2 separate regions of the Homo sapiens genome follow, and region 1 is linked to region 2. A link is a loop called in an ENCODE intact Hi-C map of the cell type or tissue named here. Cell type or tissue: MCF 10A. All regions are shown on one strand. Each heading gives the region's core, and the rest is flanking DNA. Links, peaks and the distances in the headings are about the cores only. Region 1 overlaps PRUNE2 (prune homolog 2 with BCH domain). Region 2 has its middle 9.0 kb from the start of VPS13A.

Evidence for each region. Peaks named below come from ENCODE experiments on the same cell type or tissue, not always from the same donor. Only the 100,000 strongest peaks of a DNase experiment are listed, where the experiment ranks them.
Region 1: a loop joins it to region 2, with 5 times the contacts of the local background. A loop is called at or near these places in 4 of 110 quality-filtered maps.

Annotation. Positions count from the first base shown.
Region 1 is chr9:76,661,495-76,669,831 of GRCh38, forward strand. The region is part of intron 9 of PRUNE2 (prune homolog 2 with BCH domain); the gene reads right to left. LOC105376095 (a long non-coding RNA gene) reads left to right here. Exons shown (of 12, transcript XR_007061586.1): 12 at 2,141-3,045. Among named protein-coding and RNA genes, the nearest start is that of PCA3, 99 kb to the right of the region's middle. RefSeq lists an enhancer at 8,269-8,337. In MCF 10A, for the core only: a CTCF peak has its summit at 4,649 (motif pointing right); a DNase peak (open chromatin) is centred at 4,697.
Region 2 is chr9:77,164,397-77,172,733 of GRCh38, forward strand. No RefSeq gene overlaps it. Among named protein-coding and RNA genes, the nearest start is that of VPS13A, 9.0 kb to the right of the region's middle. RefSeq lists a silencer at 6,677-6,971 and an enhancer at 6,677-6,971. In MCF 10A, for the core only: a CTCF peak has its summit at 3,176 (motif pointing right); no DNase peak of the experiment used is centred there.

The DNA.
Region 1 (8,337 bases), core at 140-8,139, 500 kb before region 2:
AGCCTCCCAAAGTGCTGGGATTACAGGCATGAGCCACTGCACCTGGCCAGCATTACAGTATTAATGCCCAGCAAAACAGACTTCAGAAAAGGCATTATTAAGGCTAAAGAAAGTTATTATTTAGTGATACAAGGAATAATTCTTCAGAAGATGTAATAATTGAGAGCCAATGTGTTCTTAACAACATAGCCTCAAAATATGTAAAACAAAAATTGAAAATACATTATAAGGCAAAATAAATTTCATGGGGTAAAATCTGAGTATACCTCTCAAGAATTTATAAATTAATTTGAAAAGAAATATATAAGAATATGGCAGATCTGAACAATGCAGTAATATAGCTTGATCTAATGGAGAGATCTGCAGTCAATAAAAACACAGTTTTTTTTTTTTGAACTCACCAAAACTTACCATACGTGATGTCTCATAAAATACCAAAAGTCAACATCACATGTACTATATTCTCTGACTTCGGGGCCATACCTCTAGTTATCAATCACAAAAAGTCTCCAATCACAGTTTGGAGACTAAAAAACACACGTGTAAGTAACCAAACAATAAAGCCCTGCACATCCAAACTTGTGAAAGCAGCTAAAGAAGTTCCTAGAGGAAAATAAATAGCCTTAAGTTCAGATTTTAGGAAATAAGATGAACTGAATTAGCTAAGCATTCAACTCAGCCCAGGAAGTTATAAAAAGAAACATGCTCTTAGGTGACTTGATGCTATTTATGCTAAATCTTTGCACCTTCTCTAATGATCCTGAATACCACCAAATGGAGAAAGAACGGTGATAGAAATGGAAGTCTCCAATTTGAGAATGAAGCCCACGTATATTCGTAGATTGTGTGTTTCTGATACTTACATTTCTTCATATGGAAGGCTAATTGCAGTATGTGACAGAGAATGAAGGACAACAAATGCAGAACTTTTGGACATAAATGCACCTTCTTGCCTTTAGAACAGGTACAAAATTAAGCCCATTCTGCATTTTGTATTTTTTCAACGTATCTGAATCTGGAGGGATTTGACTGTTGTTGTAGGATTAGCTTTGCCTGAGATTAGGTTCTTTTTAACAGGAAATGAGCAGTGAGCCAAGAGCTGGCACACACATACCAGTAGCATTTCTAGATGGTAATGTTTCCTGACAGACACGGATATCCAGCAGCAGGTGGCACCCCTTTTCAGGAATAACCACTTTTACAAGATTGGCCACTGAAATATATACCTCCATAAAAAGTAAAGTAGCAGGTCATGACATGGGGTCCATTGTTCTTTAGAAAAATACTGACGGTTATGCTGATATATTTTGGGAAAATGATTACATAAAGAGAAATATCTCTTGTGTTAAGAGTTCCTTAATACTCTCCTGGCTTCTTTCTAGTCTATTAAGATCTGCTGGACTGATAAGGTTGCTGTCTCTAGAAACAGAGATAAAAAGAAAAAAGAAAACACAAACAAAACCTTTCATGAGGTGCTTGCCTTCCCTCGTTAAGAATATCAATTAGCCTATGGGCTGGAGGACTGCCATTTGAGGGTTCTTGTCTGATAAAGTAGGCTGCTCCATTTAAGCCAGCAGTACATGGCACCCTGTGAACCACAGAGTACTTATCAAATTACTCAAAGTAGGAGGTGAGACTGAAGCAGCACTGAGCTTCACACTTTGCCTAATCAAGCTAATCCCAAGACAGGAAATGCTACAATAGGAAGCTGGGGTCAAGCCCATGAAATAACGCTCTTTAGCAACAGTTCGCTAACCCAGCTGGGCCTCTCTCATCCTAGAACAGGTAAGCACTGTGGCCAGGCAGGGAGAAGCATCTTAGAAGCCAGCCAGCTGAAGAGAGATGAAGGAGGGAGGTGAGAGCTGGAAACTGACTGCACACAGTAGGAAGATAAGCGCCGAGCACTCGCCCAGACACCTTCTTTAGGGAATGTGCAAAACTGCAGAAACCACAGCTAAACATTCTCAGGTTCTCAGAGGTGGGGGACACGACGCAGCCTCCTTACCCAGGGTCAGATTCTAAAATTCTGCAGGGAGCAAAAAAATCACTTGTAGCTCAATGATCCTCAAACATTTTCTTGAATTGTTCCCTGAATAGAGTGTACATGGTTTTGCATGTCAATTTTTTTTTCTTTTTACAGTGAGGCTTAAACATGAAAATTTGAGGAACGCTGAGCAGGAATAGAAGGAAAGCCTACATTTTTATCATTTCAACCTCTTTGCTTTTCAGAGAATAATTAACTCCTTGGCTGTGAATGATGGATGCATGGAGAATTCTACCTCTTGCCTGCAGGCTATTTGCTAGCTTCTTTTAATATTTTTCCTATAACCTTAAGATCTATGAATAGATTTGTTTGTTGTGGAGAAGATTAAATTAGATGGCATAATCTCACATTGGAGAGGGGCATATACTTATTTAGGAAGTGAGTTTACAGTTCACAACCAGGATGGCTCAAAGGGATCTCAAACTGAACATGTTCAAAACCTAATCCCACATCTTCCTCTACGCAGATCCGCTACATCCTACCTTCTCTGTGACGACTTTGAAAAGTGTCCATGAATTCTTTGACACTCTTTTCAAAAGGTGGAGCCTAATTTCCCGTCCCTTAAGTGTGGACTGATGATTTGCTTCTAAAGAACAGAATAAGGTGGAATGGATGGTAGGTGACTTCTAAGGCTAGGTCCTAAAAAGCACTGTGTGCTTTGTTCTCTCTTGGGTCTCTCAGTCTGGGAGAAACCAGCTACCCTGTTGTAAGGACAGTCAAGCAGCCCTGTGGAGAGTCCATGTGGCAAGGAACTGAGGCTTCCTGTGAAAATCCAGGAAGGAACTGAAGCCTTCTGCCAACAGCCATGTGAACGAGCCATCTTGGAGGCAGATCCTGCAGCCTGGCTAATGTCTTGATGGCAACTTAACAAGATACCTTAAGCCAGAACCATCTAGCTAATACACTCTTGAATTCCTATTACAAACACTGGGAAATAATCAATGTTTGTTGTTTTAAGCTGCTAAACTTTGATATTATTTATTTTATTCATTTATTTTTTGAGACAGGGTCTTGCTGTATTGCCCAGGCTGGAGCGCAATGGAGCGATCTCGGCTCACTCCAGTCTCCATCTCCTGCGTTCAAGTGATTCTCCTGCCTCAGCCTCCCGAGTAGCTGGGATTACAGACGTGCACCACCATGCCGAGCTAATTTTTAGGAGAGATGGGGTTTCACCATGTTGGTCAGGCTGGTCTCCAACTCCCAGGCTCAAGTGATCCTCCCACTTCGGCCTCCCAAAGTGCTGGGATTACAGGCATGAGCCATTGCACCTGGCCGAGATTATTTATTATACAGCAATAGCTAACTAATACATTCCTCATCCTAGTGAATGTCTCTACATATCACCTGGGCACTCAAGCTCCCAAACTGGCATTCACTCTTACTTTCTTTTCTTTCCCACCATTTCTTCCTCATCCAGTTGGCCATCCAATCCTATAAATTTATGTCATCCTCTCCACTCCATTCTCACTACAAAAGCCTTAGTTCAAGTTCATTTTTTTCATGCAGAAACATCACCACCTTTCTGTTTACGATCGTCATCCCTACCTCCTCCAAATTATAACTAATATCCTTCTTCATCTTAACCTTGACACCACCTTCTTGTGTTTAAATCCTTTCAATTCACCACTTCAGGGAAAGAATTTGGCTTCAGAGAAGGGCTCACAAGGCCCTCTTGACCTGGCCCCTAAGCCCAGACTCAAGCCTCCTTTCTCATTCCCCACTCCCCACTTAGCCTTGCCAATCTTGCTGTCCTGTACTACTCAGTGTGGACATCTCCATCCTGGAACCTCGCCTCCATCCCACAGAATCGGGATCTGGGACCTCACCTCCACCCCACAGAGTAAGGTCCTGGGACCTCACCTCCATCCCACAGAGTGGGGACCTGGGACCTCACCTCCTCCCCACAGAGTCGGGTCATGTCCCATAGCACCCTGTGCTTACCTCACGTGGATGCTGCCATGTTCCTATGATTTCCTGTTTGAAATGTGTCTGCCCCCACTCCTCCCCACTGCCACCCTCTCCACACACACATGAATCTCCTGGGGGACAAGCACACCCAGTGCTTAGCACAGGGCTCAGCACATGGTGGAGATGAATGAGTCACTATTGAACAACACAGATTTAGACACGTGAAGGTGCCCTGCCCTTTGGGTAAAGTGCTCCTCAGAATGTCTCACCACATAGTGAAACTTGACCATAAAAATTATCTTCCAGGCCAGGCGTGGTGGCTCACACCTGTAATCCCTGCACTTTGGGAGGCTGAGGTGGGCAGATCACCTGAGGTCAGGAGTTCGAGATCTGTGGGCGGCAAGCCACCTAGGTGCCAAGGCAAAAGACTGAGGGCACGAGCTGTTTCAGTATAATAAAATATATAAAACAACAAGAATTATACTAGATCTAGATCATAGACATGATTATATATGAATATCATTAATCATTAGTTCGTAGCAATTACTCTTTATTCCAATATTATAAGAATCTTCACTCTATAATCATAACCTAGGAAAAACCAGGCCATACAGTGATAGGAGCTGAGGGGACATAGTGAGAAGTGACCAGAAGACAAGAGTGTGAGCCTTCTGTTATGCCCGGACAGGGCCACCAGAGGGCTCCTTGGTCTAGCGGTAATGCCAGGGCCTTGGAAGACACCCGTTGCCAAGCGGACCGTGGTCTAGCGGTAGTGTCAGTGCCAAGGGAAAACACCCGCTACTTAGCAGACCTGGAAAGGGAGTCTCTCTTTCCCCGGGGAAGTTTAGAGAAGACTCTACTCCTCCACCTCTTGTGGAGGGCCTGACATCAGTCAGGCTTGCCCGCAGTTATCCGGAGGCCTAACCATCTCCCTGTGATGCTGTGCTTCATTGGCCACGCTCCTAGTCCGCTTTCATGTTCCATCCTGTACACCAGGCTCTGCCTTTTAGATAGCAGTAGCAAAATTAGTGAAAGTACTAAAAGTCTCTGATATGCAGAAATAATGGCGTAAGCTGTCCTCTCTCTCTCCCTCTCTCTCTGCCTTGGCTGCCAGGCAGGGAAGGGCCCCCTGTCCAGTGGACACGTGACTCATGTGACCTTGTCAATCATTGGAGATGACTCACACTCCTTATCCTGCCCCTTTTGCCTTGTATCCAATAAATAACAGTGCAGCCTTGCATTCAGGGCCACTACCAGTCTCCGCGTCTTGGTGGTAGTGGTCCCCCGGGCCCAGCTGTCTTTTCTTTTATCTCTTTGTCTTGTGTCTTTATTTCTGCAATCTCTCGTCTCCGCACACAGGGAGAAAAACCCACTGACCCTGTGGGGCTGGACCCTACAGAGATCAGCCTGACCAACATGGAGAAACCCTGTCTCTATTAAAAATACAAAATTAGCCGGCTGTGGTGGTGCATGCCTGTAATCCCGGGTACTTGGGAGGCTGAGAAAGGAGAATCACTTGAACCCAGGAAGCAGAGGTTGGGGTGAGCCAAGATCGCATCATTACACTCCAGCCTGGGCAACAAGAGCGAAACTCTGTCACAAAAAAAAAGAAAATTCTCTTCCAACAAATTCCTTTTGATAAGAAGTTTAGCTTTTGTCAAAACATAATTTAGAAATATAGGTGATGCTTATGGGAGTGTTTTACAAAGAAGTCATCACTGTGAACCCAATTAGGCAACGGTCACTCTCTGGTGTGGCACATATTGTGCTCTCTCCTCCAACAGTAAAAGCTCTTTGATAATATTAGGAGCAACTGGGAGTGAATTTGAAAGAATGAGGTTCTTCCGAAGGGAAGGGGGAAAAGTAGACCATTGTTTTTCTTCAGAATTGGAGACAATCTTCAATGCCAGGGATGCCAGCATCTGCAGGACGCCCAAGTGAGCAGCAGAACTGGCTGGGCTGGCAGCATAGGCTCCTGCCATCTGCAGCCCCCATTTCACCTGCTCAGCATCTCCTGGGATTTACACTTTGGGAAGACTGCCTGCCTGCCCCACCCTCCTGCCCATAAGATAAGCTCACAAAGGGTCCCCTTCCCCACAGTGCAATGCAAAGCTGCACTCTTGCAGTCTGACTTCCTGCCCCAAGTAGTTCAAGAGTGTGAAGTCATCCAAATGCCTTGGACAAGCTGGCACCAGAAATATGAACCACAGGAACACACATAGATAAGATATTCCTTCAACTGCTGCTCAGCAGTTATATTTGCTAATCTGCAGGACATGGGAGGGTTGCCTTTGACTTTTCTGGAGGTGGAATCAGCACAGTGTTTCTGGAAGGGCTAGATACTGAATATGTTGGGCTTTACATGCTCTACAGTTTCTGTGGCAACAACTGAGCTCTGTTGTCCTAGCACAAACGTAGCTATAGACAATATGTAAATGCATAGGTATGGCTGTGTTCCAATAAAACTTTATGGACAAAAATAGGTGGCTGACTGGATTGGGCTTGGTGGGTAGCGTAGGGGGAGGTTTGACAACCGCTGTCCTAGAGTCTAACAACTTAAATAACATTTCATTTTCTTAAAGTTGAATATATATTTAAAACTGTGAAGCTCTCATATTGGTGCAAGTGGTACACCCAAATGTGTTTCTATAAGGAATATAAATTGAGGTACAGTTTTTGGTTGTAGTCATCAAAATTTTAAATACACATAGCCTTTGACCAGCTGTTCTAAGAATATATAGTGCAGAATACTCACAGGTATATACCAAGATATATGTAAAAAGATGTTTACTGTAAAAATACAAAAACAAAACTGGAGGGTTTTCAAAAACAGTCTGAATTTGATGATCATGCAAACACGAAATAATTAAAAATTTCTCAGATCTCTGATTTTCCCAACTGTGCTATGCTGAATCTTCCTTCCCTACATCATGCTATCTTGTTACTTTCAATTACTAAAATCTAATCTAGTTTAAAACATCCAGTTTCTCATCTAAAAATTCTATCTCCTTCACTCTCCTACCTGGGCCAACCAAAGCTGTGCTTCAGGGAATTTGGGATAGGAAGGGTTCTCCCATTCCTCCTCTTACCCCAGGATTCTGATCTGTGAAAAGGGCCTGGGTGGGAGGGTGAGGTGGAAGCTGGAGAGAGGCCTGGATCATTCTCTCACTCCTCTTCCCAGCCTGAACTCTGGGAGCCCCTCCCTCTGTTGGAAACTTGTAGGAGTTCCTTGAGGGCCTGTGGGGCCTCCCCACTGTACACTTCACTGATACAGGAGGACCGGCTTCATTCCACATCTTCCTTTTGTCCTCAGCTCCTGGCACTGCCTCTGGCTGGGGACTTCTCACCTTGGGAGGCATCGTCGTTTGGAGGGCTTCCATAGCAAAGTATCGCACACAGTAACTTCACCAACAGAAATTTACTCGCTCACAATTCTGGAGGTTGGAAGTCTGAGATCAAGATGTCATCAGGGTTGGTTTCTTCTGAGGCCTCTCTCCTGGACTTGAAGATGGCCATCTTCTCTCTCTGTTTTCACAGTCATCCCTCTGTGTGTGTGCATGTCCTAATCTCTTTTCCTCATAAAGACACCAATCCTACTGGATTAGGGCCTACCCTAATGAATTCATTTTAAAGAAACCATCTCCAAATAGAAGATAGGACTTCAACATATATGGATTTGGAGAGACACAATTCAGTGCATAACAGGTGGGATATTACAAAATGACTCAAATCTACTACTGTCCATGGGGTCACTGCACCCACAGAACACCTATACCACCTTGTCCCTCCACACAGTGATCACACTGTGTACAAGATCACACACAGTACAAGGTCACACCACCACCACCCTCTCAAGAATGTTCTTTTCTTTTCCTTTTTCTTTTTTTTTTGAGATGAAGTTTCACTCTTGTCACCCAGGCTGGAGTGCAGTGGCGTGATCTCGGCTCACTGCAACCTCCGCCTCCTGGGTTCAAGTGATTCTCCTGCCTCAGCCTCCTGAGTAGCTGGGATCACAGCTGCGGGCCACCACACCCAGCTAATTTTTGTATTTTTAGTAGAGACAAGTTTTCACCATGTTGCCCAGGCTAGTCTTGAACTCCTGACCTCAGGTGATCCACCCACGTTAGCCTCCCAAAGTGCTGGGGTTACAGGCATGAGCCGCCATGCCCAGCCTCGAATGTTGTTTTCATTGGCTCAGGCAGGATCAGGGCAGACCCACAGTCCAGTCTAAGCTGACTTCCAACTGGGCGTGAGATGCCAGTCTTCCTTGTGGAAGGAATTCCAACTCTTTACCCAGGACTCTTCTGGGGCAACCCTCACTTGGCTTTGGAGGAGCAGAAAGGGATGCACCCCAGTACTCCTAACAAGGCAATGACTTCATAATT
Region 2 (8,337 bases), core at 56-8,055:
AGCCCCACCTCCTAACGCTGTTACAATGACAATTAAATTTCTTTTCTTTTCTTTTCTTTTTTTTTTTTTTTTTTTTTGAGACAGAGTCTCAGTCAATCGCCCAGGATGGAGTGCAGTGGCGTGACCTCGGCTCACTGCAACCTTCACCTCCCAGACTCAAGTGATTCTTGTGCCTCATCCTCCCAAGTATCTGGGATTACAGGTATGTGCCACCACACCTGGCTAATTTTTGTATTTTTAGTAGTAAAGACAGGGTCTTGCCAGGTTGGCCAGGCTGTCCTCGAACTCCTGGCCTCAAGCCATCCATCTGCCTTGGCCTCCTAAAGTGCTGGGATTACATCCGTGAGCTACTGTGCCTAGTCAGTACTTTTTACTACATTTTAAAAAAACAACTTGTGTGACAATTTGGTAATACCTCTGCTATGGTTTGAATATCCCGTTTGAAACTCATGTTGAAATTTAATTGCCATTTGTGACAGACTGAGAGGTGAGACCTTTGAGTGGTGACTGGGTCATGAGGGCAGAGCTCTCATGAATGGATTAATGCTATTATTGAGAGAGTGGGTAGGTTACCTTGAGAGAGGGCTCCAGACAAAAGGATTAAATGCGGACCCTATTTTAGTTTATTTTATTTTTTATTTTATTTATCTTTATTTTATCTTTCTGTCTGGTGGACTCGCTACGTGATGCTTTCTGCCATGGGTTGACCTTCATCAGACATTGGTGCCTTGCTCTTGGACTTCTCAGCCTCTAGAACTGTGAGCCAAATAATCTTCTGTTCTTTATAAATTACCCAATCTGTGGTATTCTGTTATAGCTGCAGAAAATTGACTAAGGCAACATTTTTTTCTCTTAATTTCAATCTAAAAAATATTGTAGCCATGCTCTTTGACACAGAACTTTGATGTCTAACTTACTCATCATCTTGAATTCAGAACTACCTCAAACTGACCTGTTGGTCACAAGGTATACCTGAGCCCACCTCTATATGGAGGTGAACTGGCTTTCATATATTTCATTGTTGAGCTACTCAGTGATCCTAAAAAGGAAGCCAGTTGTAATGCCATCTCATTAGAGTTGATCATTACAGCAATTTGCTGCACACTTTAAATAGTTACACTTAAAACACTTGGTAAAATATGTAACCTTGAACTCACTACTCCTTAATACTTATCAAAAGCTTGAATGAGATAAAAAAAATATTTTTGGAGAATTGCCTGTTGGATAAGTAGCCTACCCATTTCTCTCCATGTTAAAGAATCTATCCCTATAAAAAGACAGATGGTCAGAAAAGTTATTACTTAAGCTCTAATATATGGCTTACCTGCCTCATCCGATTTGTTTATTCAACATATATCTACTTCAGGCACGGTGCTTGGTGCTAGGGATGTAGCAATAAAGAAAATACAAACTCCTGGCACTCAGGGAGTTTGTATTCTATGAGAGGGTGTACTAACTAGTTATTGCTATATAACAAACCACCTCCAAATGCAGTGTCCTTTAAAAAAAAAACAAACCTCATTATTAGAATTCTTAAAACATAAGGGCACTTTGGGAGGCCGAGGCGGGCGGATCATGAGGTCAGGAGATCGAGACCACAGTGGAACCCCGTCTCTACTAAAAATATAAAAAATTAGCCAGGCGTGGTGGCGGGCACCTGTAGTCCCAGCTACTTGGGAGGCTGAGGCAGGAGAATGGCGTGAACCCGGGAGGCGGAGCTTGCAGTGAGCCGAGATTGTGCCACTGCACTCCAGCCTGGGCGACAGAGTGAGACTCCGTCTCAAAAAAAAAAAAAAGAAAAGAAAAGAAAAGAAAAACATAAGGGGCAGGTTAGGCCAATCAAAGAGACTGGGGCAATCTTGGTGACTTGGCACTGCTCCACGTATCATTCATTGCCTAGCAGCCTAGGCCAGGCATGTTTCCATTGCAATGGCCCAGAGGGAGACAGAAAGACTAACTGTGCAGGTGCTTTCCAAGCTCTGTTTGCATCACAGCAGCTAATGTGTTATTGGCCTAAGCAAGTCACATGAACGAACGCAGAATCAAAGAATGAGGCGGAATGCCCCCCTCACAATAGGGGAATGCTGCAAAGTTAAATGACCAGATACAGAGAGAGGTAAAATAATGGAATCAATGGTGAAATTATTACAGAGGGAGACAGAAAACAAGCAAATAAGTAGTGATAAGTACTGTAAGAAATAAGCAGAGTAGAAAAAGAATACTAAGGAGTAGAGGAGGGATACAGGGATAGTGTTATTTTTGAGAATATAGTTAAGGAAAGCTGCTTCAATTAGGAGGTATTTGAAGAGCGATCTCAATGTGAAGAGGGATCATTTGGGGGAATTTGAGGAATACAAGCTAAAAGGAACAAAATAGAAAAATAATGAAGAGAATAAACAAGAGTGAAAAGACAATCTAGCTGGAAGTTATGAACTTGTATTCCCATCAACCCATATGGTTGCCTGACCATTGCTATCCATTTTTTAAATGCATTTGCAGGATTGCATAGAGACGCCGACTTAATTTTACTACTCACATTGTCTACAGGCCCGCTAGTCTGATGATGAGGTGTCAGTAGTTAAGGCTGAGGCAGTCCTCATGTTGTTCTTTTCATTCCAAATGCATTGATGAATTTTATGCAATTAGAGAAAAAATCAAACAGTTTGTATTGACCACGGACACTAAAGGACAAATTCAAATTCTATACTTCCTCATAGACCAGCTCAAATGTCTGACATAGCCAGTGAGTAGAATTAAACCTTCTTTGTTTAAGAATTGGTCCATTAACAGTATAATGTTGAGAAAAAAACAAAGCCAAACTTGTTTTCAATACCACAAAGCTGCAATCAACTGAGTCTTTCTTAAAAGGATATGAAAAGCAAGAAAATCTTTAGTATGCCATAATTAACATTCAAATAGAAGAGAAACCAATTCAGTAGTAAAAATATGTGGTTAAAAATGTCATAAGCTAACATTACTAAGTTTGATTTTCAAATCTGAAGTTTAGTTGAAAGGATGTTTAGGATTCATTTTATAAAATATATAATTGATTTATAATCACTGTCATTTAAAATGAAAGTTTTCTTTTAAAACCGATGATTACAGTAGTTCAATTTGAATACAGATTTGGAAGGATTTTATATTTAAAAATCCACTAGATGGCGCTCTTTTAACCTTCTGGAAGGGAAAGTTGAAGACATTTCAATCTCTGACTGATGCTGGAATCAGCTAATTTAACATTAATGAAACCGAACTGGTGCATCTGACTCAGAATTTCCTTGGATATAAAAAGCAGAGTGTATAATCTACGAAGAATATAAATGTGATAATTGACAGAGACTACTCTTCTTCTTTTTTTCCATCTTTTTTTTTTTTTTTTTTTTTTTTTTTTTTTTAAGACGGAGTCTCGGTCTGTCGCCCAGGCTGGAGTGCAGTGGCGCGATCTCGGCTCACTGCAAGCTCCGCCTCCCGGGTTAACACCCTTCTCCTGCCTCAGCCTCCCGAGTAGCTGGGATTACAGGCGCCCGCCACCCCGTATGGCTAATTTTTGCGTTTTTAGTAGAGACGGGGGTTTCACCATGTTGACTAGGCTGGTCTCAAACTCCTGACCTCCAGCTGATCCGCCTGCCTAGGCCTCCCAAAGTGCTAGGATACAGGTGTGAGCCACCACACCTGGCCTAGTCTTCTTAGCAGTGGAAAAACACCATGACTTCTTTCAAAGAAGAGATTCTGGGAACATTATGTCCATGCTCTTTGGGAAGTAAGGTTTTATAAAATATGAGCATCGGAAAACTTTAGACATTATCAGGTTTAACTTAGTAAGTAATTGTTGAATTGAACTAAATAATTTAATTAGAAACATACTGCTGTTAGGGCCGGGTGCGGTGGCTCACGCCTGTAATCCCAGCACTTTGGGAGGCTGAGGTGGGTGAGTCACAAGGTCAGGAGATAGAGACCATCCTGGCTAACATGGTGAAACCCCGTCTCTACTAAAAAATACAAAAAATTAGCCAGGCATGGTGGCAGGCGCCTGTAGTTCCAGCCACTCGGGAGGCTGAGGCAGGAGAATGGTGTGAACCTGGGAGGCGCAGCTTGCAGTGAGCCGAGATCGCGCCACTGCACTCCAGCCTGGGCGACAGAGCAAGACTTCGTCTCAAAAAAAAAAGAAAAAGAAACGTACTAGTGTTATACATGAGGCTTAATTGTACCAATAGCCTTTTCTGTAATTACATATCTGTCCTCTATCTGTGATACTGTATGTAAATTCTCTCTATATAAAGTACTTAAGCTAGCTCTCCATGATGTAGAAAATATTATTTATTGATAAGTGCTGGATCATATTACAACTTCTACAGCACATGTCTGTGTGTGCACGTGTATATATACTAGGGAACAAGGGATTTGTTGTTTTCTTACAACCTCACATATATGTTTATTAGGTCAGCAATGGTATGTCTTACCAGGATTTATATAAGTGCATAAACTTAGAAAACAGTTTTATATATAGTTCATAAAACAGCTCTTTATAGACTAGCATATTTCCAGGCAAATAGTTATTAAATAAAGAATGCTGGCCGGGCACAGTGGCTCATGCCTGTAATCCCAGCACTTTGGGAGGCCGAGGCAAGCAGATCATGACCTCAGGAGTTCAAGACCATCCTGACCAACATGGTGAAACCCCGTCTCTACTAAAAATACAAAAAGTAGCCAGGTGTGGTGGTGCACATCTGTAATACCAGCTACTCAGGAGGCCAAGGCAGGAGAATCGCTTGAACCTGGGAGGTGGAAGTTGCAGTGAGTCGAGATCACACCACTGCACTCCAACCTGGGCAACAGAGCAAGACTCCGTCTCCAAAAAAAGAAAAAAAAATGCTGGCCGGGCACAGTGGCTCACGCCTGTAATCCTAACAATTTGGGAGGCTGAGGCAGGCAGATCAACTGAGGTCAGGAGTTCAAGACCAGCATGGCTAACATGGTGAAACCCCGTCTCTATTAAAAATACAAAAAGTACCTGGGCATGGTGGCATATGCCTGTAATCCCATCTACCCAGGAGGCTGAGGCAGAAGAATTGCTGGAACCTGTGAGGTGGAGGCTGCTGTGAGCTGAGACCGTGCCACTCCACTCCAGCCTGGGCGACAGGGCGAGACTCCATCTCAAAAAAAAAAAAAAAAAAAAAAAAAAGAATGCTAAAATGTGATTAAAACAGTCAGAAAATAGGATATTTGAAAGTGAGTGCTTTGTTTACTTATGAATTAGTTAAGATTCTTACTGGGAATTATGTTATATTGTGATGATAAAAGCATATACTAGAACAAGAATAGTTTAGATATCATAGAAATACAAAAAATACTGTGTACATTTATCAAGCTAATGCATCTCCATTGACAGTGAATCTCTCTACTAATATTGAAGGAACAGTGTGCATTTAAGTACTTGGTAAGTGTTGATGTCAACTTAATTTTCTAAATAAAAGTGTAAACATGAGGTTCAAATTTGGTAGTAACCTTTTTTGTTATTGAAATATATTCTCTATTTGTGACTTTTTAAATGACCCTGGGTAGACATCTCTTAGGTGAATCAAAAGAACTTGCTTACACTCAGTAATAGCTAAATTCACTTTTTTTTTCCTGAGGGTTTTTTTTTTTTTTTTTTTTTTTGAGACAGAGTTTCGCTCTTGTTGTCCAGGCTGGAGTACAATGGCGCAATCTTGGCTCACTGCACCCTCTGCCTCCCAGGTTCAAGCGATTCTCCTGCCTCAGCCTCCCGAGTAGCTAAGATTATAGGCTTGTGCCACCATGTCCGGCTAATTTTGTATTTTTAGTAGAGATGAGGTTTCTCCATGTTGGTCAGGCTGGTCTCCAACTCCTGACCTCAGGTGATCTGCCTGCCTTGGCCTCCCAAAGTGTTGGGATTACAGGTGTGAGCCACCGTGCCCGGCCATTTTCTGAGTTTCTATCTTTCTTGACATCCCTACACTTTTGTTACTGCTGACCTCCCTTTCTTCCTATAAGTCCTCTTGGATTTCTATGTCAGCCCACTCCAGGTATACTGGCTTTTGTTGTAGGTCTCTTTTCTCAAGTTCATTTTGTTCCTCCCTAAATGAGATGGTTTCTTCACAGTTCAGTCCTCATTCTTCTGCTTTTCTTTATAATTCTTTACTCCAAAGTGTCATCCATCCATTGAGTATCAACGGTTGCTTCTGTGTAGGGAGTCCCAAGCCTTCATCTCTTATTCTAGACTCTCACTGGAACCCCATTCCTTAATTTCTAACTAACACTAGACATTTCCTCCTGAATTACTATTTACACTCTGTCCCAAATATTTTCCCCTAGATTTCAAATCTCATGGAACCTAAAACTAAAATTCTTTATCATCTCCTATAAAACCAATGTCTTGTTTTCATGTTTCAGTTGCTATAAATGACACAATCTTGGAATTATTATATTTACCTCATTTACCACAGTTAATCAATTTCGAAGGCTATAAATTCCACGTTTATGACCTCCATCACATCAATGTATTTCTATTCATTTGAATTGCATTGGCCTAGTTGAGATCTATAATTACCTCCTGCCTAAATCTCCATAATGGACTTTCACTGCTCTTTAACTCCGGGACTTTCCCACCCCACTCCATCCTGGTCAGTGCTTCCTACCTGTATGTTTTATTTTACTTGCATTAACAGATAAGTAGGGGAGGGTAGGTGAGGCAGAGTGACAGTGGCTGTCCTTAGAACTGCACATTGACATGTGGTCCAGGCTCTGGGGAAGGGCTTAACAGAAATAGCAACACACACATGGAACACAGAGCTTCTAGTTCAGTCAATGGTTCACAAAGGAGGGAAAGAAATCAGAGGCAGGAAATCAAGATCATGGTCAATATTTGGAAGTCCAGAGAGGAAGAGAGTTCATTCTGGGAGGTCTTTCACATCCTGTCTAAATCAATATTGGCTCACAAATGGAGAGGTTGGGCTGAACAAACAAGGAGGGGCAGTGGTATCAGTGGATTCAGTTCAGAGTGAGCTATCTAAGCCCACTGCCCCTGTGCCACAGGGCAATTAAGAACAAACTCTCAGCACGCCACATGCACAGCCCCACCTCTCCATCCTTCTCCTGGACCTACTTCATACTGCACTGATTGACCTGTTCTTGATTATCCAAACCTTTGACCCTTGGGCTCATTACCTATTTATAGACTAGCAGTTGCTGCCTGTCCTGACACTTAAGCAGCTCTCTGGCCCTGAGCCTGGCTTCCCTCCTCAGTCATAATTTGTATTTACTCCCTTTGATTACATGGCTTCCCTCTCTCAGCCAAACATCTCCCTTGCACAGACTCAGCTGCAGGCCCCAACTCCCCTTTCTATAGATATAGGTACGTACAGAATTGTTAACTAGATAAGTAATTAAGTAGTGAAAAGGTAAAGAGAGAATTCTAAGGTACTGAGGAGGCAGTTACTGCAAAAACCAGATACAACCCCAAGGGTTCAGTGAGCAAAGGGACAGACTTGGAAATTTAGAAGAGGGGCCCTCAAACTGAAACTCAGACTTCTGAGGCGAGGGGATGCTTGACTGGCCCTTGTGCCTCTGAGTTCTGAGAAGCAAACTTCTAAGGATGGGGAACAATGAAGTTGGTTCTGACTGTTTTGAGATAGTGAGGTAATGCTGATTCTGCAAGTGTTGGAAAAAATGCCAGCTAGATTAAGGTGCTGCTAAAGTGATATGGCAGAGCATAACTGCTGGCCACTAGAGACTGAGAGGTCAGGGAAGACATCACCTCTATGATTAGGTGATATCTGAGCACAGAGCTGAATCACAAGGAATCAGCTTTTAATATCAGCCATGTTAAAATCTGAGATCAAAAGCACTGGTGGACATCAGTATTTGGTACCCTCTTTTTCTGGGAAGAGCTCAGGTGTTTTAAGTATTTAGAGTCAGAGGAAGTTGCTTGAGAGTCCCTTATTGTACATCCCTCTTTCAAGTATTTTACCGGGATCACAGCATAATTGATATTTCAATACATGCTGGTAAGTCACCACATTCAGATACTTTTCTTTCTTGAATATTTTTACCAGGCACCCCGTGCAGGGATATTAAATTATTATGTAGGAGCTGTTAACTCTCAGGCTTATCTCATTCTCTGGGGCATCTCCTAGTTGACTTTGACTCAGCAAACCCTTCAAAAATTATTTTAAAAATAATTATACTTTGATAGAGAGTTGTTGCAAAAAAATCTATAGGGGGGGTCCCATATACCCTTCACCCCAGTTTTCCCCAATGGTGACATCTTATATAACTATAATGCAATATCACAATAAGAAAATAAAGATATTGGTACTA